Linked DNA regions of Homo sapiens: region 1 is linked to region 2. A link is an interaction called in ENCODE POLR2A ChIA-PET data of the cell type or tissue named here. Cell type or tissue: HepG2. All regions are shown on one strand. Links, peaks and the distances in the headings refer to the core of each region. The heading gives the core; the rest is flanking DNA. Region 1 overlaps MAPT (microtubule associated protein tau). Region 2 overlaps FMNL1-DT (FMNL1 divergent transcript).

Evidence for each region. Peaks named below come from ENCODE experiments on the same cell type or tissue, not always from the same donor. Only the 100,000 strongest peaks of a DNase experiment are listed, where the experiment ranks them.
Region 1: POLR2A ChIA-PET joins it to region 2 with 5 read pairs; 2 of 35 experiments call an interaction of 5 or more read pairs at or near these places.

Annotation. Positions count from the first base shown.
Region 1 is chr17:45,917,285-45,933,595 of GRCh38, reverse strand. All of the region lies in intron 1 of MAPT (microtubule associated protein tau), which reads right to left. LOC105371800 (a long non-coding RNA gene) reads left to right here. Exons shown (of 4, transcript XR_007065822.1): 2 at 9,118-9,237; 3 at 9,675-9,881; 4 at 10,792-12,678. Among named protein-coding and RNA genes, the nearest start is that of MAPT-IT1, 30 kb to the right of the region's middle. In HepG2, for the core only: no CTCF peak of the experiment used is centred there; DNase peaks (open chromatin) are centred at 9,515 and 9,865; H3K4me3 peaks cover 815 bases.
Region 2 is chr17:45,193,229-45,209,539 of GRCh38, reverse strand. All of the region lies in intron 2 of FMNL1-DT (FMNL1 divergent transcript), which reads left to right. Among named protein-coding and RNA genes, the nearest start is that of FMNL1-DT, 20 kb to the left of the region's middle. RefSeq lists silencers at 5,644-5,905, 6,793-6,977. In HepG2, for the core only: a CTCF peak has its summit at 8,698; DNase peaks (open chromatin) are centred at 7,409 and 8,689; H3K4me3 peaks cover 297 bases.

The DNA.
Region 1 (16,311 bases), core at 7,388-12,387, 720 kb before region 2:
GCTGCCTCAGGACAAGTAATAAGGGGCTGGACTGTCTCTAGAGAGTTCAAAAACAGGGCTAGGCACGGTGGCTCACGCCTGTAATCCCAACACTTTGGGAGGTCAAGATGGGCAGATCGCTTGAGGCCAGGAGTTTGAGACCAGCCTGGGCAACATGGTGAAACCCTGCCTCTACTAAAAATACAAAAACTTAGCCTGGTGTGGTGCCCTGTAATCCCAGCTACTCGGGAGGCTGAGGCACGAGAATCACTTGAACTGAGGAGGCAGAGGATGTAGTGAGCTGAGACTGCAGTCACTGCATTCCAGCCTGGGTGACAGAGAGAGAGACTCTGTCTCAAAAAAAAAAAAAAGGGAGAGAGAGAGTTCAAAAACAGTAATAAAACCAACTAATAGTTAGTCTGCTTTTCATTAGCATCATGTGCCTGCAATCCTAAACAATGCCAGTGATAAAATACTCCTCCCTTAAAAAATATTTTCCTGGTCCAAGAGGTTTTTTTTTTTGTTTGTTTGTTTGAAACAGAGTTTCACTCTTGTTGCTGGGGCTAGAGTGCAATGGTGCGATCTTGGCCCACTGCAATCTCCGCCTCCTGGGTTCAAGAGATTCTCCTGCCTCACCCTCCCCAGTAGCTGGGATTACAGGCGTGTACCACCGTGCCTGGCTAATTTTTGTATTTTTAGTAGAGATGGGGTTTCATCATGTTGGTTAGGCTGGTCTCGAACTCCTGACATCAAGTGATCCACCTGCCTCGGCCTCCCAAAGTGTTGGGATTATAGGCATGAGCCACTGCACCCGGCCCTGTCTAAGTTATAAACAATTGGTGCGATCTCAGTGTTAGTAAGGTTCTAGTTAGCACTTTAAAAAAGTTAACCTTTAATAAACTTTTTTTTCTCCACAGAAGTTATTTGGAGAACTTCTAGTTATACAGTTGGCCCTACCATATGTGGAGTCAGCCACACGTATTTATTTTGAGAGTAAGTTCTTTTTTTTTTTTTTTTTTTTTGAGATGGAGTCTTACTCTGTCTCCCAGGCTGAAGTGCAATGGTGCAGATAGATCTCGGCTCACTGCAACCTCCACCTCTCAGGTGCAAGCGATTCTCCTGCCTCAGCCTCCCGAGTAGCTGGGATTACAGGCACCCACCATCATGCCTGGCTAATTTTTGTATTTTTGTAGAGATGAAGTTTCACCATGTTGGCCAGGCTGGTCTTGAACTCCTGACCTCAGATGATCTGCCTGCCTCAGCCTCCCAAAGTCCTGGGATTACAGGCGTGAGCCACCGTGCCTGGCAGAGAGTAAATTCTTAATGGTTCAGAATTTCCAGCTTGCTTCTGGCGCCATTTGCATTTTCCATCTCTGTGAGAACACATGTTCCTGCATTAAGCAAGTAGATTCTAAGCACAGACAATGGTAGGACAGTGATTATGAAGACAGAAATTGGAGCTAAGTTACTTCAGTCCTGTCATTCTGTGCGACCACCTGGAGTTTTTGTGTTTCTTTTTTTTTTTTCTTTTTTTGAGACAGGGTCTCAATCTGTCACCCAGGCTGGAGTGCAGTGGTGCAATCTTGCCTCACTGCAACCTCTGTCCCCCAGGGTTCAAGTGATCCTCCTATCTCAGCCTCCTGAGTAGCTGGGACCGCAGGCATGTGCCACCACACCCAGCTAATTGTTTTCAGTAGAGACAGGATCTCACTATGTTGCCCAGGCAAATCTTGAACTCCTGAACTCAAGCGATATGCCTGCCTCAGCCTCCCAAAGTACTGGGATTACAGGTGTGAGCCACCACACCCAGCCTACTTGGAGTTTTTGTATTTAAAATTTAAAACAGTGAGACAGCATGTGAACCACAAACTGTAATATTTTTGCTTGGTAAATACAAATTTTACTCATAGATGATATATTTTGCTGAGTTTAAATACCATTTTAAGTGGAAATTTATTATTTTAAAATTGTGAATTATATTGTTTAAATAATTAATCAAGAAAATAAAGCCGTACATCAATGGTACAATACAGTAGCTGCTAAATTATGGGCAACTTCTGCAGACGTCTCACTTTTCTTAAAGTTCACTTAGTAACCAAGCAATGATTTACATAAAATATTACATCAGTCTGCAATCAAAGGATCAAAACTCAGAAAGATATAGAAAGCTATTTAATAAATGCTTGTGCTTTTTCCCTTTTTTGTAGTATAATATTTACTTTTTATTTGAAAAAAATCCTGGTGCAATTATATGTACAGAGTTCAACAAGAGAAACATTTTACTATCTGCGTTTCTTTTCTGGCCATTATTACAGTCATTTCATTACACGATTATTTCTGACAATCATTTTGTCATATATAGGTGAGGTTGTTAAACAAAGGTCAGCGCTGGGTGTCAAATGGCTGGCTACACCACTGTTCCATAACATGGCACACGATGGCTGAGAAACCCCTTCAACATCAGCCAGTCTCAATCACCCATAGATCTGCAAGAGAATGAGGATGACTTTTCCCCCAGACCATCAATTTCCCTGTTAATGACAATGCCCGTTTCTCTCAGGACAACTTCATGCAGCAGCCACAGTGACAGCAAATTCTAGGATGTGAAGCTCAATAATACGAAGGTTTGCAGTGACTTCTTGGGGCCGGGATGTGACATCCAGGCAGGACCCACAGAAGATGGTGCTCCTGGCAGGTCTGGCCCCCACTCAGCCCCGGAAACAGAGGCCGGCCCTTGCAGCAGCGACAGCGTGTAGTCCCCGCAGCCATGACCTATTCCTGGTCTACAAGTGGGGACTGGGCAGCCATGACAAAGCAAAAATAAGTGAACTGGGAGTGAGCTCAGGCTAGAAAAATTTCTGAACGGCGTTCACCTTTTTTCAGGGGATGACAGGCAGGTGTCATGGATAGATGAAGGGTCTAATCTTAGAAATTAAAAAATTAAGCAGGAGGTAGTGAAAAGAACACAAGCTTTGGAGCTGGAAGATTTGGGTTCAAATTCTGTTTCTGTAATTTACTGGCTGTGTGGCCTGGGACAAGTGACTTAACCATTCTGAGTCTCAGTTTTCTTATTTGTAATGTGAGGATATAATCCCACTTCTTCCGGCTGTCCTGCCATGAAGCAAAATCATGTCTGTTTGTTCTCCAGGAACCTGATATCATTTTAGTCTCTCTCCTTTAGCTTTCCTTTTCTTTTTTTTTTTTTTTTTGGAGACAGAATCTTGCTCTGTCACCCAGGCTGGAATGCAGTAGTGCGATCTCGGCTCACTGCAACCTCTACCTCCCAGGTTCAAGAGATTCTTGTGCCTCAGCCTCTTGAGTAGCTGGTACCACAGGTGCATGCCACCATACCCGGCTAATTTTTGTTTTGTTTTGTTTTTGTAGAGACAAGGTTTCACCATGTTGGCCAGGCTGGTCTTGAACTCCTGGCATCGAGTGATCAATCTGTCTTGGCCTCCCAAAGTGCTGGGATTACAGGCATGAGCCACCGCACCCATCTTCCTTTAGTTTTCAGTAACAACATAAAATATTCTATAGGGACAGAGCCAAAGCATGGTGGGGCTTATGCACCCCTTCTCAGAGCTGGCTTGGTGGTCAGGCCCAGAAACTTCCCTAGGAATGCAGGTAGGCAAAACCTTACCCAGGAAGGAACTTGGCTTGCCAGAGGGTGGATATTGCAGGAACTGGATACCCATTATCTGCTCCCCTGGGAGCCTGAACTTCAGGGATCCACTAACAGCAAACAAAGGTTAACAGCACACAACGGCCAGGCAATCCTGGCATTTTTAAATAAACATGTGCAAGTTGTGGGTAATGAAGAATAAATCATCAGAACATTCTATACTTCAGAAGTAGAAAACTGGATTACAGATGAAAGAGAATAACAAGGAAAGAAGAAAGGTCTAAGCTGTTATTTAAAACAACAATAACAACAACAAAAGTTTTGTTTTTGCTTAGTGGTGGGGCCAGCATTTACTGAGCTCTTCTTGTATATTCCTACTAAACAGGACACAAGCCTGGCGATGATGACCATTTTTATCATCACCTGGGGAAAGACTACTCAGAGCAAAGTAGAGTCAACACAGGATACATTCCTGTCAAAGGGTTCTTTGTGACATTGTTTGAGTGACTGGATCCAGCTGTACCTAAGCTGGGTCTATTCCTGAATTTTTCAAATTTGGGAACCAATCAATTATATTATATAAATAACCAATTTCTTTGGGCTTCTATTACTTGCAATTGAAAGACAAACATATCCTAACTAGCCCTGAAACCATTAACTGCCTATTTGTGCTCCATCACCTAATGTGACTTTTCCTTGCCTGTGTAATGAGTATAATTACACCCTGCCCAGGCACTGGGCTTGCCCCATGTAAGGTGTATGACAGAGCTTGATTGAAATGAAACATGAAATTTCATGAAATATGAAATTAACATATTTTTACCTAGGAAAATATCCTTACCATCCTATCTTCTAGGGAGGCTTAGGGAGATTAATTTTTTGGGGTTTATTTATTCATTAAAAAAAAGTTTTAAATGTGAAGCACAAGGCAGATCAGTGGTTCTCAAGCTGATGCAACAGAATTCTCTGCAGTGCTTTAAAAATATATCCACTGATGGCCGGGTGCAGTGGCTCATGCCTGTAATCCCAGCACTCTGGGAGGCTGATGAGGCAGGCAGATCATGAGGTCAGGAGATCGAGACCATCCTGGCTAACACGGTGAAACCCCATCTCTACTAAAAACACAAAAAAATTAGCTGGGCGTGGTGGCGAGCACTTGTAGTTCCAGCCACTCAGGAGGCTGAGGCAGGAGAATGGTGTGAACCCGAGAGGCGGAGCTTGCAGTGAGCCAAGATCGCGCCACTGCACTCCAGCCTGGGTGACAGAGCAAAACTCTGTCTCAAAAAACAAACAAACAAACAAACAAAATATATATATGTATATATAACTCCACTGATGTCTGGCCCTACCCCAGGGATTTGGATCCAATTGGCCTAGGGTGGAGTCTTGCATTGTGGCTTTAAAAGCTCCTCAGGTGATTCTAATGTGTAGTTAAGGTAGGCAGCCAGAGTGCAGGTGACCACAGCAATGAGTGACATAGGTACAGTGGTACGGTCCTTGCCCTTGTGCAGGTGCCTTGTGGGGAAGGCAGTGGAAAATGAAGTGAGACAAGTACCACAAAGTCATAGGAGTGTAGATGGGACACCTGTGTAGTGTGGGTGTTGGAGAAAACTTCCCCAAGGAAGTGATGTTTCTGCTGAGACCTGAAGGATGGGCACAAGTTAGCAAGGTGAAAGGGAGGGGATAGGAAAGAACATTCCAGGGGAATAGTATATGACAAGGCCCCAACAGAAAACTGTAAAGAGTTTTCAAGGAACTAAAAGATGACTCCTAAGGCTGGAAGATGAGGTGGTGCCAGATGTGTGAAGCCACAAGAATTTGGGATCTTGTTTGTCACTGCAGCATAAACCTGTCCTTGTTAACTGAGACAACTGGTTAGAGTAGAAAGATCGGGGCTGAGTCCTGGCTGGATTCCAGTAACAGGGACATGTTGGGAGGAGATGGAGTTGCCAAAGTGCTGAGGATGCTTTTTTTTTTTTTTTTTTTTTTTTTCCTGAGACGGAGTCTCACTCTGTCACCCAGGCTGGAGTGCAGTGGCGCCATCTCGGCTCACTGCAACCTCCGCCTACCAGGTTCACGCCATTCTCCTGCCTCAGCCTCCCGAGTAGCTGGGACTACAGGCACCTGCCACCACTCCCGGCTACTTTTTTGTATTTTTAGTAGAGATGGGGTTTCACCATGTTAGCCAGGATGGTCTCGATCTCCTGACCTTGTGATCCACCCACCTTGGCCTCCCAAAGTGCTGGAATTACAGGCGTGAGTCACCGCGCCTGGCCTAGGATGCTTTTAAAAAAATCTGGCTGGGAAAAGGAGAAGAGAGCTAGGGTGGTTGACTGAAGGGGGTATGTTTTGTTTTGTTGTAAAGAGGGGAATTATTTAAACTTTCTACATGCTGGCAAAGAAGACAGGAGAGGGAAAAGAAAAAGCTAAGCACCGTTCCTGAGACAGTGGGAGAGGTGGAGATATGGGATCCAGACATAGGGTCATGGAGGCCTGGCCTTAGTAGAGTCACCCAAGATTGCTGCCAGAGAGGTGCCCAGGGTGGACTTTGGCCGTGAATAGAACCATGCTGAATTAGCACACCTGAAACGCTGACTCTGGGCCTCCCACACTTGGGTCAGCAGAGCAAACCACTTTGACCCTGGGAGTCTTGACTTCTGCTTCTTCCATCCTAAGTCAACCACACCTCAGCGACTACCCCCTTCCCCAACATCTAAGGACTACTGGCCCACAACAGAAAAGAAATGAAATTGCCAAATCACATTGTTTAGATTTTCAGCATTCCAATGGAGGGCTTGGGGTAGACTGGCATGCCTTCTTCCTCCAATTTTTTGTTTTGAAAATTTTCAAACTTAAGAAAAGTTGCACAAATAATACAATAAATACCATATTCCCTTCACCTAGACTCACCAATCTTTAACTTGGCAACATTTGCACTCTCTGCATATATAATTATATAAAAATACATGTATGTATGTGTGTGTGTATATATATGTGTATGTGTGTGTATATATATACACATATATGTATATATATACACATATATGTATATATATGTGTATATATGTGTATATATATACACACATACATACACACACTCATACCACACACGTACTTTTTTCCTGAGCTATTTGAGAATTTGCTGCAGACATCATGATACTGCACCCTTAAGAAATTTCCTGGGGGAAGTAATGTTTCTGCTGGAACCTGGATGATGATAAGTTAGCAAGATAAAAGGGTGGGCATAGAAAAGCCTGTCTCCAAAGAAAAAGTCCATTCCCTCCAGAACCATCACACCACACACTCTGATACTATTATAAGTCCATATGTGAATTTCTCTAATTGTCCAATAATGTCTCTTATAGATTTTTAAAAATTTGAGGGCTGGGTACAGTGGCTCATGCTGGTAACCCCAGCACTTCGGGAGGCCGAGGTGGGAGGATAGCTTGAGCCCAGGAGTTTGAGACTAGCCTGGGCAACATAGTAAACACCATCTCTAAAAATAAAAAATAAAAAAAATTAGCCAGGTGTGGTGGTATGCACCTGTGGTCCCATCTACTTGGGAGGCTAAGATGGGAGGATCACTTGAGCCCGGGAGGTCAAGTTTGAAGAGAGCCATGATCACGCCACTGTACTCCAGCCTGGGCAACAGAGTGAGACCCTGTCTAAAAATAATAAATGAATAAAATAAATATATAAATAAAAATTTGACCGACAGCTTAGTAAGGATTATATAGTTATGTCTGCTACTGTTTAAAAAGGCTTTTCTTTTTTTTTTTTCTTTGACATAGAGTCTTACTCTGTTGCCCAGACTAGAGTGCAGTGGCACGATCTTGGCTCACTGCAACCTCCACCTCCTGGGTTCAAGCAATTCTCATGCCTCAGCCTCCCAAGTAGCTGGGATTACAGATGTGTGCCACCACACATGGCTAATTTTTTTATTTTTAGTAGAGATGGGGTTTCACCATGTTGGCCAGGCTGGTCTCGAACTCCTGGGCTCAAGTGATCTGACTGCCTCAGCCTCCCAAAGTGGTGCTATTACAGGTGTGAGCCACCTCGCCTGACCTAAAAACACTTTTCAGCTCCAATTTTAAACTTAAAATTTTTCTTATTTTAAAAACAACATATGCATGTATTATCAAATACAGGAAAATATGAAGAGACAGAAGTACTTACTGATCATAATCCTACCACCAGAGACATCACTATGAATATGTTTGTACATTTTTTTCCTGTGCATTCTAAAACATAGTTAAGATTATGCTAAATATACAGTTCTCATGCTCTTTTATGTCAGAAGTGTTTTCCCATGACATTTTAAACCCCATAGACATAATTTTCTAATGGCTACATACTATTCTATCTAACCATTTCCAGAGGTTGGATATTTATCCAGCTTCTGAGACTTCCTGTTATAAAACAACACTTTGATGAACATCTTGGTACATAAATCTTTTGCATGTGACTACTTCCTTAGGACAGATTCCTAGAAGTGAAATTCTGGGTCAAAGAGTAGTAATATTTTAAAGGCTGTTTATGCATACTGACAAGCTGCTTCCTGGCAATTTGTCCAAACTTTTACTCTGACTAGCATTGTATGGGAGCTTCCCTGAGTGAATGCTGCCTTTGAAGTGGGGTCAGAGACTGAGGACCAAGGGGCACAGAGAAAGAAGAGTGTGGTCCTCGATGGGAGGACCCATCACAAACCGTCTTGCACAGTGTAAACCCTGGAGAGGGGCTGAAGAAACCACTGCAGCCCGGGGCCGCCCATTCTACCTGGCCCATGGTAGGCACTCAAGAAATGGTTTGCTACGTGAATAAACAAATCCACAAACATATATTTCTGAATTCCTATCATGCGTCAAACACAAGAGATAGGGAGAGAGGAGGAAAAGAAAAGCAAGGGATCATGGGATAAAAGGGGACAGTGGCAGTGGGGTGGACAGAAGTCAGAACTAAATTTACCTCATGCTTTAATTCGGCGAGTTTTCTTAGAATAGTCTGACCATTGCTTACGTTGAGGGTCTATAGTCCTCCCTTCCCCACAAGACAAAGTCCAACCTAATTCAGCACCAAGATCCAAGCAGCTTGGAAGATACAGGAGGGAAAATTCTGGTGTAGATTAAGTGCCACCCCCCAGCAATGGCCAGGACACAGCAGCAATGTTACCTAAGAAAGCAACTGCGCCTCTTGCTGATCAGCTAGACATGAGGGCAGTGTCCTACCTCAGCGGTTTGCAGCGGACATGCTGTCAGGCCATTGGGATAGTTCCCATAAGCCACTCCTGGTTGTCACCACTATTCCAAGTGGGCAGGAGCAGCCTTATTGACTGAGATGGGCGGCTATGGACACACATGGGTGTACGCATGTGATGGAAATGGGGGCTTGGGGCCCTGAGGGTCCACAGGGGCTGCGTGGTCAGGGAGGGTGGGCATGGCATCACAGGCACCCCAGGGGAGAAGCTGGCTTTCTTCCCATACTTTTGGCACTGTTTTCTGTTTTGTTTGCCTTCAAAGAGCAAGTGATGGCTGGACAGCAAAGAGGAGTGGAGGCCGGGAGAATGGGCAGCTAGCCCAGCGCTCTCCAATATCTGGGAGTCGACCGCACTCCTGCACTCCCTGTCATCCCTGCTAATGGTGAGGAACTGAGCAAAAGAGCCTCCAGAGTGACAGGTGACTTAAAGCGCACGTGGCTCTACATTTACAATTGAAGTGGGCTTTGGAGATTGCAGATTCTGAATACCTGCTGGGGTGGTACAGAGGCTGTGTTCTGGTTTTGCCATCTTGGACAGGGGGTTGGGAGTCTGGGGGGCTGCCTTCTCTCCTCTTCGTGCAGCTCTGCTGGGGCCTGTCTCACACTTGTGAGCAGAGTTATGGCTGGATTCCAGGGGAGACAGAGCTTGGTTGTGAAATGTAAGGTTGTGAAATGAAGGGCTTGTGAAATGAACAAAGAATGTATTTAAGGGTCTTTCATTTTAAATCGAACACTTACATAGCACTTACTACTTGCAAAGCTCCACTCTAAGCACTTTACCCATCTTAATTCATTTAATTCTCTTCTCAACCCTAAAAAGCAGGTATTACCATTGCTCCAATCTTACAGATGAGGAAACTCAGGCATGGAGAGGTTGAGCGACTTGCCCAAATTCATGCAGTTAGGACCTGGCAGAGCTGCGCTTTGAACCCAGGCTGCCTGGCTCTAGAGTGTGTGCACGAAACTTCACTGCCATATGAACAAAACTGCAGGACATATGTTCTCAAAGCAAATAAGCCTCCCAGAGGTAAGAGTTAGGTTCTGTTTCCCCACTGGTTGTATTATTCAAGAAGGGAGCTATTACTAAAAGCTAAAGTGGGTAGGCCAAGGTCGCATGCAAAGCTGATACTTGCTGAGTCAATGAATAGCTGCATGATGTGCAATGAGGTGGAGAAAGACATTAACGTGAAAGAATCTGATTATCTTTTATGGGAGGAACCCAGAATCACACAGAGCCCTGAGGGCTGGATGGCTCCGGGCATTCCCCCAGTGCCCACAAGTAAATCAGGGACAGCCGGACCCCTTCCAGGGTGCCCTTCCTGGGGGTTGTCTCATGCCCTTGAGTTAGGAGTCAACCCTATGGGATCCTCTGGGAGCCCTCTGCTCTATTGATCCCCAAAACTTTATCCAGACCCTGCATCCCCTTGTTCTGGAAATGGGTCTAGTTCTCTGATTCTCAAAGGCTCCTGGAAGGCAGGGGTTTTGTCTCATTCACATCGAAATCCTTAGTATCTACAGCATCCAGCAGGTGGAGAGAAGGAGAGACTTAGCATTTATTATGTGCCTGTTTCTGGCCAGGAGTCCTACCCCTGCCACCTTACCGAATCTTCACAACACCCCTTAGAGGGCATTCCTCAAAGGGGAAGATATTACCAGCCCCTACTTAGAGATAAGAACATAGGGTCCAAGAGGTTAAGGGGCTTGGCTCAAGGTCACCCAGCTAACGAGTGGCAGAAGAAGACACAAGATGAGTTCTACTCCAGAGTCCAGGCTCTGTCACTCGCCACAGGGCTCCCGGAAGACATTGGTGTTGCTCGGTCTCTCTGACTTGCCCTTTGCTAACTCCTTTAATTATTTTGCTTGACTTGAGTCCTATTCAGGATTTGAGACTGAGTTTAGTTAACACCATTTTTTTTTTGTTTTGTTTCTGGCTCCAGAGGCTTTTCCTGATGGCTTCAAGGACCTGCCCTAGCCTGGTCTGACTTCCCAGAGGGGATCCAGTCCCAACATTGGCCCTATCTTTAGACCACATTTCCATCCCATTCTCAGTGAAAACCCTGAGTCATGACAGAAGACAACCAATGCTGGAGAGAGGAGGTTTCAGGTAATGCCTGTTTTAGGCATCCTCTCCTTTAAGAAAAATTTTTATATCAAGGCACCTCAACATAATAATACCTTTATTGCATATAGGTAGAATATAAAACTGACTTGTAAGACCACTCTGTGTGTGTGTGTGTGTGTGTGTGTGTGTGTGTTCTCTAGCTAGCCTGCAGGGACGGGACTCAGTTCCTCAGCAGCCCAGTGCCTGGCACAACAGGCATTGAATTAGAAGTGCCAGACATTTTCAAACTTTAAGGTATAATTTGTTTGGACACTTTGGCTGGGCATTTTGATAAAACATCCCTAGTTAAAAGATGGCAACCAACAGGCATCAAACCAAAACCACCCTCAAAGAGCAAAATATAAGGCCTTTGTAACAAGAGTCACAGAGTTATGGCTGGCCGCGGTGGCTCATGCCTGTAATCCTAGCACTTCGGGCCGTCTCTATTAAAAACACAAAAATTAGCCAGGTGTGGTGCTGCATGCTTGTAATCCCAGCTACTTGGGAGGCTGAGGAAGGAGAATTGCTTGAACCTGGGAGACAGAGGTTGCAGTGATCGCTCCACGGCACTCCAGCTTCACTGCACTCCAGCCTGGGTGATGGAGGAAAAAAAAAAAGCAAACTCACCGAGTTACAGAATCAGCCATTCTATGGAGCCAGAAAGAGGCGCCTCAGGGAGAATCTGTGACTCAAGAACACTTGCTGAGGGTCCCGGGCTTAGGTGCTTTGAACTTCGCTAAGGGCAGTCTTCTAGTTCTCTGTTCTTCCCTTCCAGGAGGACAACAGTCAGAATACCCCCAAGACGTCCTTCTTTCCCTAAGGTCTCAAAATCCTTGCCTCAAGAAGTTATTCCTGAAGTCTAGCTTGAATTCCTCCAGATAGAGTTTAAACCAGACAAACAGCCTACGAACATGTTACAATATTCAAAAACTTCTAATTTAGTCACCATCACTTGCAAATAGGGATATCTCATGGAAATACGATTTCTGATTTATCTTGAAAAGTCAAGATGATCTGGCCACAATGGGCCTGCACTCCTGTGAGGTGGTATCATTGGCTTGGGGGTCTCACCAGTGCCACCCTGCATGGGGGCACCGGGTGACATGATGCTCGATTGAGCTTTCCCTCCAGGCTGGGTAATCAGAGGCCAGGCCCTGTGTGTCTTCCAGGGGATGCTGTCCTGATCCAGGCTGGTGAGGCAAGGAGGGGCTGCGGCTTCCTGAGCTCTCCGAGCTGCTAATGTGCGTGGGGAATGCTAAGCAGCCTCCAGGCTCTGACCAGGTTTGTCTTCTAGGACCCACTTGCCCAATGGGTGCCAGGACACCAGGTCTGGGTCTGGAGAAGAGAATTCTTCTCCAAGGGATGTTGATGGTCCATTCCGGAAATGAAAGCTTCCCACGGTCTGCCCTGCACCAGGCTTTCATCAGTGAGAAATACCCCGAATTTACACCCAAACCTAAAAGGAGAAGCGTAGAAGTGTTCTTGGCCCAATTCTTTTAATTGCAAGTCCTACTAGCAGGACAACTAAGGGATTATCCCTAAACTTTCATTTAAAAGTCTGGGGAGGGAAGGAAGGAGTAAAAACTTTGGCAGTCAGATTTTTCTCACTTTCACATTTATTCTTTACTATTAATGACTTGTTCATCATGCTGTACAACAATTGTGCAAAGATGCATACGTTTGCCACTATAATTTGCCATTAAAATGTAATAATCAGTAAGTATACACGGCGTGCCAGGTGCTAAACAGCAGATGAGGGGCGAGGTGGGTGAAGGTTCCATGCCGTGAGTTTGTGGCTAATGGAACCCCTCATGCTGCTGCTATCCTTCCTGGGCCCAGCAGTTGGATCCTGCAGGGGTGCCCCACTCTCTCGGGGACCTCAGAAATGTCCTCTATGGTTAGGGACGGCTAAGGAGGGTGTATCTGCAGGATTCCCAGGCACTGGGAGGTGTATAGAGGTCACAGGACCCATACAACCACCCCAGACCTTGTCAGAGTGCTCCAGTCTGGCATCCGCAGAAGGCCAGGGAGGGTCAAGGGGCAGTGCTGAGCCACTGAACACAGCCACAGAGTTGGAGCTGCCAGGCAGAAGGTGCACGGCTCAGCAGAGGAGACCCCTTGAGGCAGCAATGCTGGGGCCGGAGGGTCAAGGCTGAGGAGAAGGCCACCGCAATGCCCTGTGTGGCCCTCATGAGCTGAGGGACCATGGGAAGGTGGCCTAGCCACTCTGAGCCTCAGTTTCCCCGGGAGATAAAAACAGAGACAGTATCTGCAAACTCAACAGGGCATTATGGTGAAGAAATGAGAGGACTCAGGAACATGTTAGCTGTCACAGCCTTAGCCACTGCCAACTCCAGCCAGGCAGCTGGTCAACATTGCCGAGCACCAGCCAGGTGACAGGAGGACAGAGGGCTCGGGGGAAACCAAATCCATCCCCCCAAACAAAAGAAAAACACAAACAAAAATAGGCACCAGAGCCGCCGGACGTGTACAAAGACTGTGTACGTTCTGCCTGTGGACAGAGCCCAGGAAGAGCACCCTGGCTCCTGTGCTCCACGCCTGCAGCTCATCTGGAAGGTTCCCTGTCTATGGCAGCCAGGTACCCAGGCCAGCCTGCAAAGGCCCAGTAACAGAACTTGTGTCTAAGATAGAACTTCATAGCTTTGTGCTGCCAAGCCCACCTGGAGCCCCCTTTAAGCCTTCTTTTGTTTGTTTGTTTGTTTGTTTTGAGACAGGATCTCATTCTGTTACTCAGGCTGGAGTGCTGTGGTGCCAGCATAGCTCACTGCAGCCTCAAACTCCTGGGCACAAGCGATCCTCCCACCTCAGCCTTCTGAGTAGCAGGGACTGCAGGTGCATGCCACCCTGCAAAGCTAATTTTATTTATTTTATTTTTTGTAGAGACGCGGTCTCACTATGTTGCTCAGGTTGGTCTCGAACTCCTGGGCTCAAGTGATCCTCTGCCTTGGCCTCCCAAAGTGCCGGGATTACAGGCATGAGCCACTGCGCCCCAACCCGTTTAAGCCCTTCTGAGCTTTAAACCTCATCTGCCTCCACTCTGCGCCCAGCAGTGGGGGAAGGTAGGGAGGGGAAGGTAGAAACATGTAAAGGAGACAGGGTCATCGGAGCCAGCTCTGGGTGTGAGCTCACCATCTTCCACAAGGCCGTTCGTGGATCCGGCCTGGCGAACTGACCACGGTTCTCCACAGAGTAGGGGCAGGTAAGGGGCTGGGATGAGGCTCTGACCTCTGCAGCGTGAGGATGCCAGGGAGGAGGGCAGGCGGGGGGGGCGCCCCTTCCTCTGGTTATCTGTAGTCCTGGATGCCTCGTGTAAGTGAGAACACAATCGGTCCCAGGAGGACTGTCTCTAGAGGAGGCACCAGGGGCCCGGTGGAGGCAGGAGAGGCCGAGGGGAGGCAGGTAGGGAGCAGGCAGGGCTGAGCGGTGCTGCAGCAACAGGCAGGGTCAGGGAGACGCCAAGACTCCCAGTCCCACAACAAGGTACCACAGACCATATAGCTCATAAACAATAATTTATTTCTTGCAATTCTTTTTCTTTTCTTTTTTTTTTTTTTTATTGAGACAGAGTCTCAGTCTGCTGCCCAGGCTAGAGTGCAGTGGGGCGATCTTGGCTCACTGCAACCTCCACCTCCCGGGCTCAAGCAATTCTTCCACCTCAGCCTCCTGAGTAGCTGGGATTCCAGGCGCACACCACCATGGCCAGCTAATTTTTGTATTTTATTTTAGAAGAGACAGGGTTTCACCATGTTGGCCAGGCTGGTCTCAAATTCCTGACCTCAAGTGATCCGCCGGCCTTGGCCTCCCAAAATGCTGGGATTACAGGCGTGAGCCACCGCACCCAGCCAATGTGAGCCAATTAAACCTCTTTTCTTTATAAATGATCCAGTCTCAGGTAGGTCTTTATAGTAATGTGAGAACAGACTAATACACTAAGAGTCCCTTTGTAACCTTGGAACCCACCTCTGGTTCTACAACCTGCCCTACAGGAAGCTCACTACAGCAGGCATGTTTCCCCTTTGCTTCACACACCACAATGGCAGCTTATCACAGTAGGTGCTCAGCAGTGTGGCTAGGGGCCAGTTGCTGGCTGTGCGCTCTGCTTTATACACACCACTGCTATTCCTTACAGCAGCCCTGAAAGAGAGGTGCTATGATTCCGAACCAGGCTCAGAGAGGTCCAGCTACTTACCCAAGGTCACACAGCTAGTAGGGGGCAGCCAAGATCCAACCCCAGCCAGCCCTCCTCCAAAGCCTGGGCCCTTTCCACCACATCTTACTGGCTCTGCAGAGTGGCAGGAAGAGACAGGTAAATGCATCTCATATCCATTTCTTAAGTAAGGCATAATAACAATAAAATGATTAAAGCAACAGCTGGGGGAAACGCTTCAGTGGCCAAGAACAGACCAGCCAGGTGCAGGGAGAGATGACCAATGACAAGCGCTCTAGCAGTTTTTGTGCTAATAGTGAGATGGACTGACTTTGGAAATGGAAAAGGAAGACAGTGAGAGAGGAAAGGGCCAAAGCAGACAGAAAAATGAAAGATGCTGGCTGGGCATGGTGGCTCATGCCTGTAATCCCAGCACTTTGGGAGGCTGAGGCGGGTGGATCACCTGAGGTCAGGAGTTTGAGACCAGCCTGGCCAACAGAGTGAAACCCCCGTCTCTACTAATAATACAAAAATTAGTCGGGCATGGTGGTGCGCACCTGTAGTCTTGCTGCTCGGGAGGCCGAGACATGAGAATCGCTTGAACCCGGGAGGCGGAGGTTGCAGTGAACTGAGATCGTGCCACTGCACTCCAGCCTGGGTGACAGCAAGGCTCTGTCTTAAAAAAAAAGAAAAAAAAAAAAAGACGCTGGAATCCTCCAGGATCCACAGAGTTCACTTTACGGATGGACCAAAGGGGCTGGCAGTTCTACAGCCCCTTCCCATACAGCATTTGTCATTGGGAACTGTTCCCTCACCCTGGGCAAGAAAAACCTTATTAACTTCACTGATACTTTCCAGCAACAAATGTCGCTTCTGTTATTTAGCATACTGAGGGAAGAGCAAATGGTCCTCTCATGGGCATCAGGAATGCCCATGCCCCCTCCAGGAATTAGTGGATATTCTCTAGGAAAATTTGCATTAGTTTTTAAGCAGGGGCAAAGATAATTCGAATTCAGCCTGGCTGCTTCAGTGGAAGGAAATTTACCTGGACTCAGAGCCTTCTTTAAGAGATGCATGTTTGCTGTTTTTGCTTTTGTTTTGATTTATTTTTCTCCTTGAGGGCAAGTCCTAGTCATCAGCATGAGACAACCCTAGCTCTTATGAGAGGTGACCGACCACTCGACCTTA
Region 2 (16,311 bases), core at 4,349-9,348:
TAAAGGCTGCAGTGATTCATGATCAAACCACTGCACTCCAGCCTGGACCACAGAGACCCTGTCTCAAAATAAATAAATTAATGAATGAATTAATTAAAAATTTGTGGCTTGAAGAACTCCTAACAGAAATTAGAAAATATCTACAACAGAACATCAAAAATACCTTGTATAGCCCGAGCGCTATGGCTCACTCCTGTAATCCCAGCACTTTGGGAGCCTGAGACGGGCGGATCACCGGAGGTCAGGAGTTTGAGACCAGCCTGGCCAACATGGTGAAACCCTGTCTCTACTAAAAATACAAAAATTAGCCAGGCATGTTGGCGGGCACCTATGGTCCCAGCTACTCAGGAGACTGAGGCAGGAGAATCGCTTGAACCTGGGAGGTGGAGGTTGCAGTGAGCTGAGATCATGCCACTGCACTCCAGTCTGGGCGACAGAACAAGACTCCATCTCAAAAACAAACAAAAAAAGCCATGTATAAAGTTCTGAGCACACAGTGCCCTAAAAATGGAAGTGAAGGTGAGGATGATGAATATGCAGCAATTGCTTGGAGGGAAGGTATCTGCAGGACAAACTTGGCAATAGTCAGTTCTGAGGTCAAAGGAGGAGGGGTAAAGACTAAAGGACTGGCCAGTTGTGGTGGCTCACATCTGTAATCCCAGCACTTTGGGAGTCTGAGGTGGGAGGACGGCTTGAGTCCAGGAGTTAGAGACCAGCCTGAGCAACATAGCAAGACCTTGTCTCTACTAAAAATTAAAAAAAAAATTAGCTAGGCATGGTAGCACAAACCCAAAGTCTCAGCTACTCAGGAGGCCAAGGCAGGAGGATTACTTGAGCCTAGGAGTACGAGGACAGCCTGAGCAACACAGTGGAACCCCGTCTCTACAAAGTGTTTAAAAAGGCCTGGCGCGGTGGCTCATGCCCATAATCCCAACACTTTGGGAAGCCGAGGCAGGCAGATCATGAGGTCAGGAGTTCAAGACCAGACTAACCAATATGGTGAAACCCCATCGCTACTAAAAATACAAAAATTAGCCAGCTGTGGTGCTGTGCACCTGTAGTCACAGCTACTCGGGAGGCTGAGGCAGGAGAATCAGCCGAGAGGCGGAGGTTGCAGTGAGCCAAGATCGCGCCACTGCACTCCAGCCTGGGTGACAGAGTGACACTCCATCTCAAAAAAAAAAAAAAAAAAGTTTAAAAATTAGCCAGGTGTAGTGGTGCACACCTGTAGTCCCAGCTACTGAGGAGGCTAAGGCAGGAGGATTGCTTGAGCCAGGCAAGTAGAGGGTGAAGTGAGCCATGATTGTGCCACTGCACTGCCTGGCCAACAGAGCCAGACCCTGTCTCAAAAAAAACAAAAATTCAAGGGCTGAGTTTGAGAGTGATCACTGAGTCTGGGAAGAGAGAATCCAAAGGATGAGATACAAACAGAAACCCTGTGAACTGGAGATTATTCTAGTTTCATTTTACATTAGTGGCCACTGAGGCTGCTAATGATGAAGTAACTCAAGTCACCCACTTATAAAGTGGCAGAGCCAGGATTCAAACCCACGTTAGCCCTCTTGCTTTTCATGGTGCCTCTGAGGGGACAGCTGAGGGAGGCCAGGAGGAGTTTCTTGGTTAACAACAAATGTTTATATTTTTACTTATTTTATTTATTTATTTATTTGAGATGGAGTGTCTCAAAAAATTTTTTTTGTATTTTTTTTTTTTGTATTTTTAGTAGAGACGGGATTTCACCGTGTTAGCCAGGATGGTCTCAATCTCCTGACCTCGTGATCCACCCGCCTCGGCCTCCCAAAGTGCTGGGATTACAGGTGTGAGCCACTGCACCTGGCCTATTTATTTATTTATTTTGAGGCAAAGTCTTGCTCCATTGCCCAGGCTGGAGTGCAGTGACAAAATCATGGCTCACTACAGACTCCACCTCCTGGGTTTAGGCAATCCTCCTACCACAGCCTCCTGAGTTGCTGGGACTACAGGCGTGCACCACCATGCGCAGCTAATTTTTTTTTTTTTTAATTATTTGTAGAAACAGATTCTCCCTGTGCTGCCTAGGCTGGTCTCCAACTCCTGGGCCTCAAGTGATCCTCCCACCTCAGCCTCCAAAGTGCTAGGATTACAGACATGAGCCACCACACTTAGCCTCCAAATCTTAATCTTAGATTAAGTGTCTTAATCTTCGAAACGGTCTGCCAAGGAGACATTTGGTCACTTCTCTCACTCTGGCTGTGTCTGACTGACCTGAGAGGCTACAAACCACAGCTGTCACCTTTACTGGTCTGTCAGTCTGTCTGAAACAGCTCTGACAACCCAGCCAGAAGAGGAAAATGTAGTCATTTCTTTCAAGGCCCTAAGTCTTACAAAAAGTAGGGCAGATGGGGACCGGCTGCAGTGGCTCCTGCCTGTAATCCTACTGCTTTGGGAGCCCAAGGCGGAGAATCACTTGAGACCAGGAGTTCAAGATGAGCCTGGGCAACATAGTGAGACCCTGTCTCTATAGAAACTAAAAAATTAGCAAGGCATGGTGGTGTGTGCCTGTTGTCCCAGCTACTCAAGAGGCTGAGGTGGGAATATCGCTTGAGCCTAGGAGCTCAAGGCTGCAGTCAGCCGTGATCAAACCACTGCACTCCAGCCTGGGTGACAGAGTGAGAAATTGTCTCAAAAAATAAACAGGCTAGGTGTGGTGACTCATGCCTGTAATCCCAGCATTTTGGGAGGCTGAGGCAGGTGGATCATTTGAGGTCAGTAGTTCAAGACCAGCCTGGCCAAAATAGTGAAACCCCACCTCTACTAAAAATAAAAAATTAGCCAGAAGTGGTGGCAGGTGCCTATAATCCCAGCTACTCGGGAGGTTGAGGCAGGTGAATCACTGGAACCAGGGAGGTGGAGGTTGCAGTGAGCCAAGATCATGCCACTGTGCTCCAGCCTGGGCGACAGAGCGAGACTCCATCTTAAAAAAGCAAACAAACAAACTAGGGCAGGTGAGGTCCCATCCAATCTGCAGCCAAATAGACTGGGACTCACAGCTGCCCAGAGCTGCTGAGCTAAGAGGAGAGAGTGGACTAAGGGGGCCACCTAGAAAACCTAGGTCCATTCTTGGGGCTAGGGGAGCACAACCTGGCATCTGGTACACAGTAGGTGTTTAATGAATGCTAACAGAAGGAACAATTATCGAAGACCCGCTGAACACCAGGCACTGGGCCTGTGAAAGGGTCTTGTTAGTTTCATCCTTGTGGCAATACATTTAGGTTGGTGTTACTAGTCCCATTATTTCATTAAGATGCGGAGACTGGGGCGCTGAGAGGCTTAGTGACATATCCAAGGTCAAGAAAATGGCAGAGTCCTACCTAGAGCAATCAGACAAGAGAAAGAAATAAAGGACATCCAGGCCAGGCGCAGTGGCTCACACCTGTAATCCCAGCATTTTGGGAGGCCGAGGCGGGCGGATCACAAGGTCAGAAGATCAAGACCATCCTGGTGAACACGGTGAAACCCCATCTCTACTAAAAATACTATATATATATATATATATATATATATATATATATATATAAGCCGGGCGTGGTGGCAGGCGCCTGTAGTCCCAGCTACTCGGGAGGCTGAAGCAGGAGAATGGCATGAACCCAGCCGGGGGGTAGCTTGCAGTGAGCCGAGATTGCGCCACTGCACTCCAGCCTGGGAGACAGCAAGACCCCATCTCAAAAAAAAAAAAAAAGAAATAAAAGGCATCCATATTGGTAAAGAGGAAGTCAAACCGTCGCTGTTCACCAATCATATGGTCATATACCTAGAAAAACTCTAAAGATTCATCCATAAAGCTCCCAGATTTTATAAACAAATTTAGTAAAGTTTCAGGATACAAAATCAATCTGCACAAATCAGTAGCACTGCTGTATATCAACAATGACCAAACTGAGAATCAAGAATCTAACCTTTTTTACAATAGCTGCAAAAAATAATAATAAAATACTTAGGAGTATACCTAACCAAGGAGGTGAAAGACCTCCATAAGGAAAACTACAAAACACTGCTGAAATAAATCATAGACACAAACAAATGGAAACATATCCCATGCTCATGGATGGTTAGAATCAATATTGTGAAAATGACCATACTGCCAAAAGAAATTCAAAACTCTAAGGCAATTCCCATCAAAATACCATCATCATTCTTCACAGAACTAGAAAAGACAATCCTAAAATTCATGTGGGGCTGGCTATGGTAGCTAACACCTGTAATCCCAGCACTTTGGGAGGCAGAGGTGGGCAGATCACAAGGTCAAGAGATTGAGACCATCCTGGCCAACACAGTGAAACCCTGTCTCTACTAAAAATGCAAAAATTAGCCAGGCATGGTGGCGCGTGCCTGTAGTCCCAGCTACTCAGGAGTCTGAGGTAGGAGAATCACTTGAACCTGGGAGGCGGAGGTTGCAGTGAGCCGAGATTGTGCCACTGCACACCAGCCTGGCGACAGAAAAAAAAAAATCCATCTGAAAAAAAAAATGCACATGGAACCAAAAAAGAGCCTGCATAGCCAAAGCAATGCTAATCAAAAAGAACCAATCTGGAGGCATCACATTACCTAACTTCAGACTATATTATAAGGCCATAGTCACCAAAACAGCATGGTACTTGTATAAAAACAGGCACATAGACCAATGGAACAGAATAGAAAACCAAGAAATAAATCCAAATACTTACAGCCAACTGATCTTTAACAACTCAAACAAAAACATAAAGTGGGGAAAAGACACCTTATTCAACAAATGGTGGCTGGGATAATTGGCAAGCCACATGTAGAAGAATGAAACTGGATTCTTATCTCTCACCTTACATAAAAATCAGCTCAAGATGGATCAAACACTTAAATCTAAGACTTGAAACCATAAAAATTCTAGAAGATAACATTTGAAAAACCCTTCTAAACACTGGCTTCAGCAAAGACATCATGACCAAGAGCCCAAAGGCAAATGCAACAAAAACAAAGATAAATAGACGGGACTTAATTAAACTAAAAAGCTTCTGCACAGCAAAAGAAATAATCAGCAGAGTAAATAGACAACCCACAGAGTGGCAGAAAATCTTCACAAACTATGCATCTGACAAAGGACTAATATCCCAAATCTGCAAGGAACTCAAACAAATCAGCAAGAAAAAAAACAAACAAACAATCCCATCAAAAAGTGGGCTAAGGACATGAATAGATAGACAATTCTCAAAAGAGTATATACAAATGGCCGACAAACATATGAAAAAATGTTCAGCATCACTAGTTATCAGGGAAATGCAAATCAAAACCACAGTGCGATACCACCTTACTCCTGCAAGAATGGCCATAATTTAAAAATCAAAAAATAATAGATGTAGGCATGGATGTAGTAAAAAGAGAACACTTTTATGATGCTGGTGGGAATGTAAACTAGTATAACCACTATGGAAAGCAGTATGGAGATTCCTTTTTTTTTTTTTTTTTTTTGAGATGGAGTCTTGAACTGTCACCCAGGCTGGAGTGCAGTGGCGCAATCTCAGCTCACTGCAAGCTCCGCCTCCCAGGTTCATGCCATTCTCCTGCCTCAGCCTCCCAAGTAACTGGGACTACAGGCGCCTGCCACCATGCCTGGCTAATTTTTTGTATTTTTAGTAGAGATGGGGTTTCACCGTGTTAGCCAGGATGGTCTCGATCTCCTGAGCTCGTGATCTGCCCACCTGGGCCTCCCAAAGTGCTGGGATTATAGGCATGAGCCACCGCACCGGGCCAGGAGATTCCTTAAAGAACTAAAAGTAGATCTACCATTTGATCCAGCAATCCCACTACTGGGTATCTACCCAGAGGGAAAGAAGTCATTATATGAAAAAGAGACTTGCACACTCATGTTTATAGCAGCACAATTCACAATTGCACAATTGCAAAAATATGGAACTAGCCCAAATGCCCATCAATCAATGAGTGGGTAAAGAAAATGTCATATATACAGGCTCATGCCTGTAATCCCAGCACTTTCGGAGGCCAAGGCGGGCGGATCACCTGAGGTCAGGAGTTCGAGGTCAGCCTGACCAACATGGAGAAACCCCATCTCTACTAAAAATACAAAATTAGCTGGGCGTGGTGGCACATGCCTGTAATCCCAGCTACTCGGGAGGTTGAGGCAGGAGAATCACTTGAACCCGGGAGGCAGAGGTTGCTGTGAACTGAGATTGTATCATTGCACTCTAGCCTGGGCAACAAGAGCGAAACTCTGTCTCAAAAAAAAAAAAAAAAAGAGAAACAAAATCATGGCCTTTGCAGCAACCTGGATAGAATTGGAGACCATTATTCTAAGTGAAGTAACTCAGGAATGGAAAATCAAACATATGTTCTCACGTATAAGAGAACACAAAGGCATAAGAATGAACAATGGACTTTGGGGACTCTAGGGGAAGATTGGGAGCGGGGGCGAGGGATAAAAGACTACACACTGGGTACAGTGTACAAGCTTGGGTGGTGGATGCACCAAAATCTCAGAAATCACCACTGAAGAACTTATCCATGTAACCAAACACCACCTGCTCCCCAAAAGCCTACTGAAATAATTTATAAAAGGAACGGGCTGGGCGCAGTGGCTCACGCCTGTAATCCCAGCACTTTGGGAGGCCGAGGTGGGTGGATCAACTGAGGTCAGGAGTTTGAGATGAGCCTGGCCAACATGGTGAAACCTCGTCTCTACTAAAAATACAAAAATTAGCTGGGCGTGGTGGCAGGTGCCTGTAATCCCAGCTACTTGGGAGGCTGAGGCAGGGGAATCACTTGAACCCAGGAGGCAGAGGTTGCAGTGAGCCGAGATTGTGCCACTGCACTCCAGCCTGGGTGACACAGTGAGACTCCATCTAAAAAAACAAAAACAAAAACAAAACAAAACAGGCCAGGCACCGTGGCTCACACCTGTAATCCCAGCACTTTGGGAGGCCAAGGCGGGAGGATCACGAGGTCAGGAGATCGAGACCATTCTGGCTAACATGGTGAAACCCTGTCTATACTAAAAATACAAAAACAAAATTAGCCGGGCGTGGTGGCGGGTACCTGTAGTCCCAGCTACTCGGGAGGCTGAGGCGGGAGAATGGCGTGAACCCAGGAGGCGGAGCTTGCAGTGAGCCGAGATTGTGCCACTGCACTCCAGCCTGGGTGACAGAGCGAGAGTCCGTCTCAAAAAATAAAAAAAAAAGAAAAAGAAAAAACAGGAAACAATAACTGGGGGGAAAAAAGAAAAAGAAAATGGCAGAGCCGAGACAATAACCCAGAAATTGGGACCCAGCTTTCTTCACTGTTTCCCCTGTACCAGGGACAGCCAGTTTCCAAAGCTCTCCCTCCCAACAGCCAGCCAACATGTAGGTCCCTGTGATGAAAGCCAAGAGCAAGGCCAAGCCTTAGGCAAGCCCTGAACCTCTTTGCTCATTATTGCATAACTTTTTTTTTTTTTTCGAGACAGAGTCTCATTGTGTCACCCAGGCTGGAATGCAATGACCCAATCTCGGCTCACTGCAACCTCCGCCTCCCAGGTTCAAATGATTCTCCTACCTCAGTCTCCCAAGTAGCTGGAATTACAGGCATGCGCCACCACACCGAGCTAATTTTTGTATTTTTAGTAGAGACTGGGTTTTGCCATGTTGACCAGGCTGGTCTTGAACTCCTGACCTCAAGTAATCCTCCCGCCTCAGCCTCCCAAAGTGCTGGGATTATAGGCATGAGCCACTGCGCCTGGCCATTATTCCATAAATATTGATGGAGGGCCAACTGCATGCCCAGTGCCGAGGGATAGAGAAGAATTAGACCCCAACCTGCCTAAAAAGAGCTCACGGCCTGGGAAAGGAGTATGAGGGGAGGTCTGTTTGCCCTAGGGGCTGCTGAGGAAGAAACACTAAGCCCAGATCCATTCCTGACATAATTCTGCCTGGACATCCACTGAGTCAGGGTCAGAGACTCAGGGCTGCCCTCCTGGGTTGTTGAAGGAGAGGCAAAGTTGAAACCACTAGAAGGTGGGGCTCCTCCAGGGGAAAGACCAATTCCAGGCACCCCATCTGAGGACAAAAGCTGAGAGAACATCTTCACTGGGGTGTGGGGAGTATACAAGAAATACCAGGACCAGGCCGGGTGTGGTGGCTCATGCCTGTAATCCCAGCACTTTGGGAGGCCAAGGCGGCTAGATCAGCTGAGGTCAGGAGTTCTGGAGACCAGCCTGGCCAACATGGTGAAACTCTGTCTCTACTAAAAATACAATAATAAGCTGGGCGTGGTGGTGGGCGCCTGTAATCCCAGCTACCTGGGAGGCTCAGGCAAGAGGATCACTTGAATCCGGGAGGCGGAGGTCACGGTGAGCCGAGATCATGCCACTGCACTCCAGCCTGGGCAATAGAGTGAGACTCAGTCTCAAAAAAAAAAAAAAAAAAGAAAGAAAAGAAAAGAAAAAAAGACCAGGACCTGCAGAATTTTCCTGACAAGCCACCACCTGCAAAGCTGGCTCCACAGTGGATCCACCTCTGTACCTCCCAGAGCAGCCGGCATTCTGTCATTTTTGTTGAAGGAAATGGGCAGAGACTGGGACAGCCAAGCGCGGCCTTCTGTGGTTTTAGGGAGAAGGGCGGGTGAGCCAGTCCGTTGCCCTGAGAAGAGGTCAAGAGGATGAAGACTATGAAAGCGACTGAGTTGGGCAATTAGGGGTCCCTAGTGGCCTTCAAAAAGAATGCTTTCAACAGCAGCTGCTGAAATTTCAAGGGCAAGTTCGGTAGCGGGAGGGGAAGAGGGAGAGAGAGAATGCAGAGCCTAAGCCAGCCATCAGCAGAGTGAAGACACACGCATAATTCATGATGTCCTTCTTAACTTGTTTTGAAAATCTGATTTTTTTGACAGACAACTCAGGGGTTAATCAACCTCAGAGGTTCAGAAGTTCCATGAATCCCTTAAAGTGGAGAGAACTCCACCCAAACAATATAATATTGCTTATATTTGCACCAGGGAGACATAGCCTGAATCTATCCATAAGGAAATACCAGACAAACCTCAAATAAGGTGCATTCGATTAAAAGGAAAAATGTGTGGGGGAGTCCTACTCTGAAAAAATGTCATGAAAGATGAAAAAGATGAGGAATTGCCCCAGATTAAAGAAGCCTAGGCCAGCATGGTGGCTCACACCTGTAATCCCAACACTTTGGGAGGCTGAGATGGGCAGATGGCCTGAAGCCAGAAATTCGAGACCAGCCTGGCCAATATGCCAAAACCCCATCTCTACTAAAAGTACAAAAATTAGCTGGGTGTGGTGGCGTGCACCTGTAATCCCAGCTACTCAGGTGGCTGAGGCAGGAGAATCACTTGAACCCAGTTGAGCCGATATCGCACCACTGCACTCCAGCCTGGGCAATAAGAGCAAAACTCAGTCTCAAAAAATAAAAATAAATAAAAAATAAAGAAGCCTAAATATCTGGGTGTGGTGGCTCATGCCTGAAATCCCAGCAAGCACTTTGGGGGCTGAGGCAGGAGGATTGCTTGAGCCCAGGAGTTCAAGACCAGCCTGAGCAACATAGGGAGACCCCTGTCTCTACAAAAAATAGAAAAATGGCTGGGCGTGGTGGCTCATGCCTGTAATCTCAGTATTTTGGGAGGCCGAGGTGGGCAGATCACGAGGTCAGGAGATCGAGACCATCATGGCCAACACGATGAAACCCCATCTCTACTAAAAATACAAAAATTAGCTGGGCATGGTGGCAAGTGCCTGTAATCCCAGCTACTCCAGAGGTTGAGGCAGGAGAATTGCTTGAACCCAAGAGGCGGAGGTTGCAGTGAGCCAAGATCGCGCCACTGCACTCCAGCCTGGCGACAGAGCAAGAGTCCGTCTCAAAAAAAAAAAAAAGAAGAAGAAGAAGAAAAATGGCCGGACACAGTGGTTCACGCCTGTAATCCCAGCACTTTGGGAGGCCGAGGTGGGTAGATCAGCCTGGGCAACATAGTGAGACCTCATTTCTTTTTTTTCTTTTTCTTTTTTTTTTTTTTTGAGACGGAATCACGCTCTGTCACCCAGGCTGGAGTTCAGTTGCGTGATCTCAGCTCACTGCAAGCTCCACCTCCCGGGTTCATGCTATTCTCCTGCCTCAGCCTTCCGAGTAGCTAGGACTACAGGCGCCTGCCTAATTTTTTGTATTTTTAGTGGAGACGGGGTTTCACTGTGTTAGCCAGGATGGTCTCGATCTTCTGACCTCGTGATCTGCCTGCCTCGGCCTCCCACAGTGCTGGGATTACAGGCGTGAGCCACCGCACCTGGCCGAGACCTCATTTCTAAAAGAAGAAAAGAAATATTAGTCAGGTGTGCTGGCACGCTGTAGTCCCAGCTACTCAGGAGGCTGAGGTGAGAGGATCTGTTGAGCCCAGGAAGTAGAGGCTGCAGTGAGCCAATATCACGCCACTGCACTCCAGGCTGGGTGACACAGTGAGACATTGTCTCAAAAAAAAAGGAGAAGAGGAAGCCAATTAAATGCAATGTGTGATCCTGATCTGGATCTTATACTACAGGGAAAAAATATTCTAAAGGATCCTTATTGATAAAAATTGGAATATAGACAGTAAATTATTGTATTGATGTTAAATTTCACTGAACTGTGGTGATGCGAGAAAATATCCTTGTTCTTAGGTAATACCCACTGAAGTATTTGGGGGCAAAGGGGCATGATGGCTGCCACTTTCAGTTCAGTTAATATACCAAAAAAAAACTATGCTTTTATTGTTTTTTTGTTTTTTGTTTTTTGAGACAAGGCCACGCTCTGTCGCCCAGGCTGGAGTGCAGTGGCGCAATCATGGCTCACTGCAGCCTCAATCTCGCTGGCTCAAGCGACCCTCCCACCTCAGCCTCTTGAGTAGCTGGGACTACAGTTACACATCACCACAGCTGGCTAATTTTGTTTATTTTTTTGCAGAGACGAGGTCTCACTATGTTGCCCAGGCTGGTCTCAAACTTCTGGGCTTAAGTGATTATCCTGCCTTGGCTTCCCAAAGTACCGGGATTACAGGCATGGGCCACTGCTGCTGGCCTAAAACTATGTTGTTTTGTTAATTTTTTATTTTTCATTTTCTTGTCCCCCACGTTCAACCAACTAAAACTACGTTTTTATCTACTGTATATACAAAGAGAGAAAGAAAGCAAATGGGGCAAAATGTTATCAACTGATAAATCTAGGTAAGGGAGGAAGAATCTTTGTATCATTCTTGAAGCTCTTCTGTAAGCTTTAAAGTATTTCCAAATTAAAAAATAATAATAATAATAACTACCCAAACCAGGAACCTCCCTAAAGTGAGTGGCCTTCATCCTACTCTTTTTCCCCCAGCCCTGGCCCTCGGTTAGTGTCCTGGGTGAACAGGGTAGTGTTAGGGGCACAGGTGGAGGCCAGAAGGGCAGAGGCCCTCCGCTTCAGAACATTCCTCGGCTCGCAACATTTCCTGATCTGACCTCTGGGGAGGCCACAGAGCCAGGCCAGGAGCGACTCACCCGCGGGGCTCCCAGGGCGGTGGAGGAGCCCTTCCCCGCAGAGAGGGCCCCAGCCGGCAGGTGCCGCTGTTGAGCCAGCTCTGGCAGAACCTGGCTGAGGCTCAGCCAGGCCCTGGAGCTGGTCAGCCCATGGTTTTCTTCCAGAACCCAGCCCACCAGGGTCTGTGAGCAGCCTCACTCCTCTTTGCCTCCATCTGGCCTCGGGCTCCCAGGCCCTCAACTTCCCCGCATTCCCGTCGCCATCACGGAAGCCCCAAGGCAACTCCTTGGGATAATGCCAAGTGGAGGAGGGGAGGAGTGCAGGAAGAGGCTTCAATCCTTGGCCCTAAAATCTAAGCTGCAAATTAATCCTACCCCTCTCCTCCACCCCATCTCCCTCTCCTCCTCCTCCTCCTCCTCTCCTCCACCTCCTACTCTCCTCCACCCCATCTCCCTCTCCTCCCCCTCCTCCTCCTCCTCTACAGGCTTTCAAAACAAACACACACCTCCCCAGCCCATCCCCCTGCCTGGGCCTTTTTCTGGGGGTTGTGGGTCCTAGACTTCAGTTCCTTCTGCTGGATCCAGAGCTCAGGGTAGAGCTGGAGAAGGGGTAACAGGGTGCTGGGGAGCAGCGCAGACAATGCCCTGTGACATTATTTCTTCCTTGTCTAGAAAGGAGTTGCTCTCACAGCCCCTTAGTCATAGGGGCTGGGCAGGGGGAGTCATTCCCTGCCTGGGCTAGTGGAGCTGGCCCTTTACCCTAGGCTTTCCCCTGACCTACTCAAACTCAGGACGAAAGAGGCCTAGAGAGGTCATTTTGTCCATCCCCTGGCTCCAGGAAAGACCATAACTGTGCATAGGTCTCCCGATCCTACATGCGTTCACTAATTCCTTCAACAGCCCTTCACTGAGCACCCGCTATGTGCGAGTACCAGGAGCTTTACCTAATGCTTAAAGCACCTTAAATCCTCACTAGGACCATCAGAGATGGGTACTATCACTCTAAATTTGTCCAAAGATTCAGTTCAATCCAGGCCTTCTCTGTGACTCCTTCCAGCCCGTGCAGTGGAATTCATCTCATTCGGCTTTGGGGCCCCCAGTGCACCTCGAATAATATCCCAGTTACTGTATTTGTGTCATCGGCTTCCAGTAATTTGTCTTCGTGGGACCCCCTCCACCACTACCAGATGGCACAGACCACAGCAATAGGGACAGTAAAGCCTGGAGGTTCTGCACTAGCCCTCACTATGTGGCCTTGAAGTTCCCTAACTTTAAGTTCAGTTTCCCATCTGTAAAACAGGGTTAACAGCAATACCTTCCTCATGGAGTTGATATGTAGGTAAAAAAAGAAGATGATATAAAGGCCTGACTTGGTGGCTCATGCCTGTAATCCCAGCCATTTGGGAGGTCAAGGCTGGCAGATTGCTTGAGGTCAGGAGTTCGAGACCAGCCTGGTCAACATCGTGAAACCCAATCTACTAGAAACACAAAAATTAGCCAGGCATGGTGGCATGCACCTGTAATCCCAGCTCTTGGGAGGCTGAGGCATGACAAACACTTGAACCCAGGAGGCGGAGGTTGCAGTGAGCCGAGATCATACCACTGCACTCCAGCTTGGGCAACAGAGCAAGACTCTGTCTCCAAAAAAAAAAAAAAAATGCATGTAAAATGCTTAGCACAATAAATTTAACTTAAAACAGGGAAGTTGGGCTGGGAGAGGTGGCTCACCCCTGTAATCCCAGCACTTTGGGAGGCTGAGGAGGGCAGATCACCTGAGGTCAGGAGTTCCAGACCAGCCTGACCAACATGGAGAAACCCCGTCTCTACAAAAAATACAAAATTAGCCAGGCGTGGTGGCGCATGCCTGTAATCCCAGCTACTGGGGAGGCTGAGGCAAGAGAATCCCTTGAACCTGGAAGGCAGAGGTTGTGGTGAGCCAAGATCATGCCATTGCGCTCCAGCCTGGGCAACAAGAGCGAAATTCCATCTCAAAACAAAACAAAACAAAACAAAACAAGGAAGTCCATCTCCACTAGAATGGCTAAAATGAAAAAAGCAGTCAACACCAAGTGTGGGCCAAGTACGTGGAGCAAAGGAATTCTCATACTGAACTGGTGAGGGTGGAAAACCATTTAACATTTTCTGTTAAAATTGAATATATTTATATAGTATGACCCAGCAACTCCAATCCTAGATATAAACTCAAGAGGAATGCATGCACATGTGTACCAAAAGACATGTAAAATAATTTTCATAGAAACACTAATCATACATAATAACCCCAAACTGGAAGCAACCCAAATGTCCAGCAGCAGCAGAATGAATGAAGGCACTTTAGTTTATTAATTCAATGGAATATTATACAGCAATGAAAAAGAATGAACAGCTACTACTCATAACAACATGGATAAATCTCACAGATATAATGTTGAAGGAAAGAAACTGAGCACCAAAGGGGTACATATAGCATGTTTATTTTCATAGAAAATTCCAAAACAGCCAACTAATCTATGTTAGGGGTCAGGATGGAGGTTACCTTGGGGAACAGTTATTAAAAACAGGACTTGGGGCTGGGCACAGTGGCTTATGCCTGTAATCCCAGCACTTTGGGAGGCCAAGGCAGGCAGACCACCTGAGGTTAAGAGTTCGAGTCCAGCCTGGCCAACATGGTGAAACCCTGTCTCTACTAAAAACACAAAAATGAGCTGGGCGTGGTGGTGCACGCCTGTAGTCCCAGCTACTCAGGAGGCTGAGGCAGAAGAATCTCTTAAACCTGGGAGGCAGAGGTTATAGTGAGCTGAGAGCCGAGATCGTGCGATTGCACTCCAGCCTGGGTGACAGAGCTAGACTCTGTCTCAAAAACAACAACAACAACAAAAAAAAAAAAACAGGGCTTGGCTGGTTCTGAGTACAGACAGAGTTGTTTCTCTTTTTCTTTGTTTCTTTTGTGAGATGAGGTCTCACTCTGTTGCCCAGGCTGGAGTGCTATTGTGAGACCTCAGCTCACTGCAGCCTTCGCCTCCCAGGCTCAAGCAATCCTCCCACCTCAGCCTCCCAAGCAGCTGGGACCACAGGCACATGCCACTGTACCCGGCTAATTTTTTGTATTTTTGGTAGAGACAGGGTTTCACCATGTTGCCCAGGCTGGTCTCAAACTCCTGGGCTCAAGTGATCTGCCTACCTTGGTCCCCGAAAAGTGATGGGACTACAGGCATGAGCCACCATTCCTGGCCAGTTGTGTCTTCATTGGGTGTGGTTACATAGGTGTGTTGACTATGAAAATTCATTAAGCTGTACACTTACTATTTATCTACTTTTTTTGTATAAATGTTGTATACTTCCATAAAAAAATTACCCTTAATATAAAATAAGACAAAGAACAAAGACGAATGAATGGAGCTACATGTATCACATAAATAAATCTTTTTTTTTTTTTTTGAGACAGAGTCTCCCTTTGTCACCCAGGCTGACGTGTGGTGGCGTGATCTTGGCTCACTGCAACCTCCGCCTCCCGGGTTCAAGCGATCCTCCTGTTTCAGCCTCCTTCAGACTACAGGCACGTGCCACCATGCCCGGCTAATTTTTGTATTTTTAGTAGAGATGGGGTTTCTCCATGTTGGCCAGGCTGGTCTCTAACTCCCGACCTCAGGTGGTCCACCCTCCTCAGCCTCCCAAAGTGCTGGGATTACAGGCGTGAGCCACTGTGCCCCGCCCACATAAATAAATCTTAAAACGTTTTAAGTAAGCAGCAAGTTATAAGATTTTGGTAGTATGATTCATAAAAATTTTTAAAGTGCTTAAGACTACATATTATTTAAGTATACATACCTAGGTAGTACAAATAAAAGACATGCAGTGGGCCAGGTGCGGTGGCTCACGCCTGTAATCCCACGAGGCGGGTGGTTCACCTGAGGCCAGGAGTGCGAGACTAGCCTGGCCAACATGGTGAAACCCCATCTCTACTAAATATACAAAAATTAGCCAGGCATGGTGGCAGGCACCCATAATCCCAGCTACTCGGGAGGCTGAGGCAGGAGAATAATTTGAATCCGGGAGGCAGAGATTCACATGAGCAGAGATTGCACCACTGCACTCCAGCCTGGGTGACAGAGTGAGACTTCGTCTCAAAAAAAAAAAAAAAATGCAGAGGAGTGATAACACTGAATGCATAACAGAGATTTTCCTTCAGTGGGAGAGAAGGGACTGAGATATGCACAAAGGAAAAAGTTTCAAAAGTTTTTCTAGGCTGGGAGTGGTGACTCTTGCCTATAATCCTAGCATTTTGGGAGGCTGAGGTAGGAGGATCACTTGAGGTCAGGAGTTTGACTCCAGCCTGGACAACATAGTGACACCCCATCTCTACAAAAAATTTAAAAATTGGCTGGGCGTGGTAGCTCACGCCTGTAATCCCAGCACTTTGGGAGGCCAAGGCGGGCAGATCATGAGGTCAGGAGACCGAGACCATAATGGCTAACACTGTGAAACCCCGTCTCTACTAAAAATACAAAAAATTAGCCGGGCGTGGTGGCCGGCGCCTGTAATCCCAGCTACTCAGGAGGCTGAGGCAGGAGAATGGCATGAACCCGAGGGGCGGAGGTTGTAGTGAGCTGAGATCACGCCAGCCTGGGCGACAGAGCGAGGCTCTGTCTCAAAAAAAAAAAAAAAAATTTAAAAATTAACCAGGCTTGGTAGTGTGTACCTGTAGTCCTAGCTACTCAGGAGGCTGACACTGGAGGATTGCTTGAGCTCAGGAGTTGGAGATTGCACTGAGCTGTGATCAAGCCACTTCACTTCAGTCTGGGCAACAGAGTGAGACTCTGTCTCTA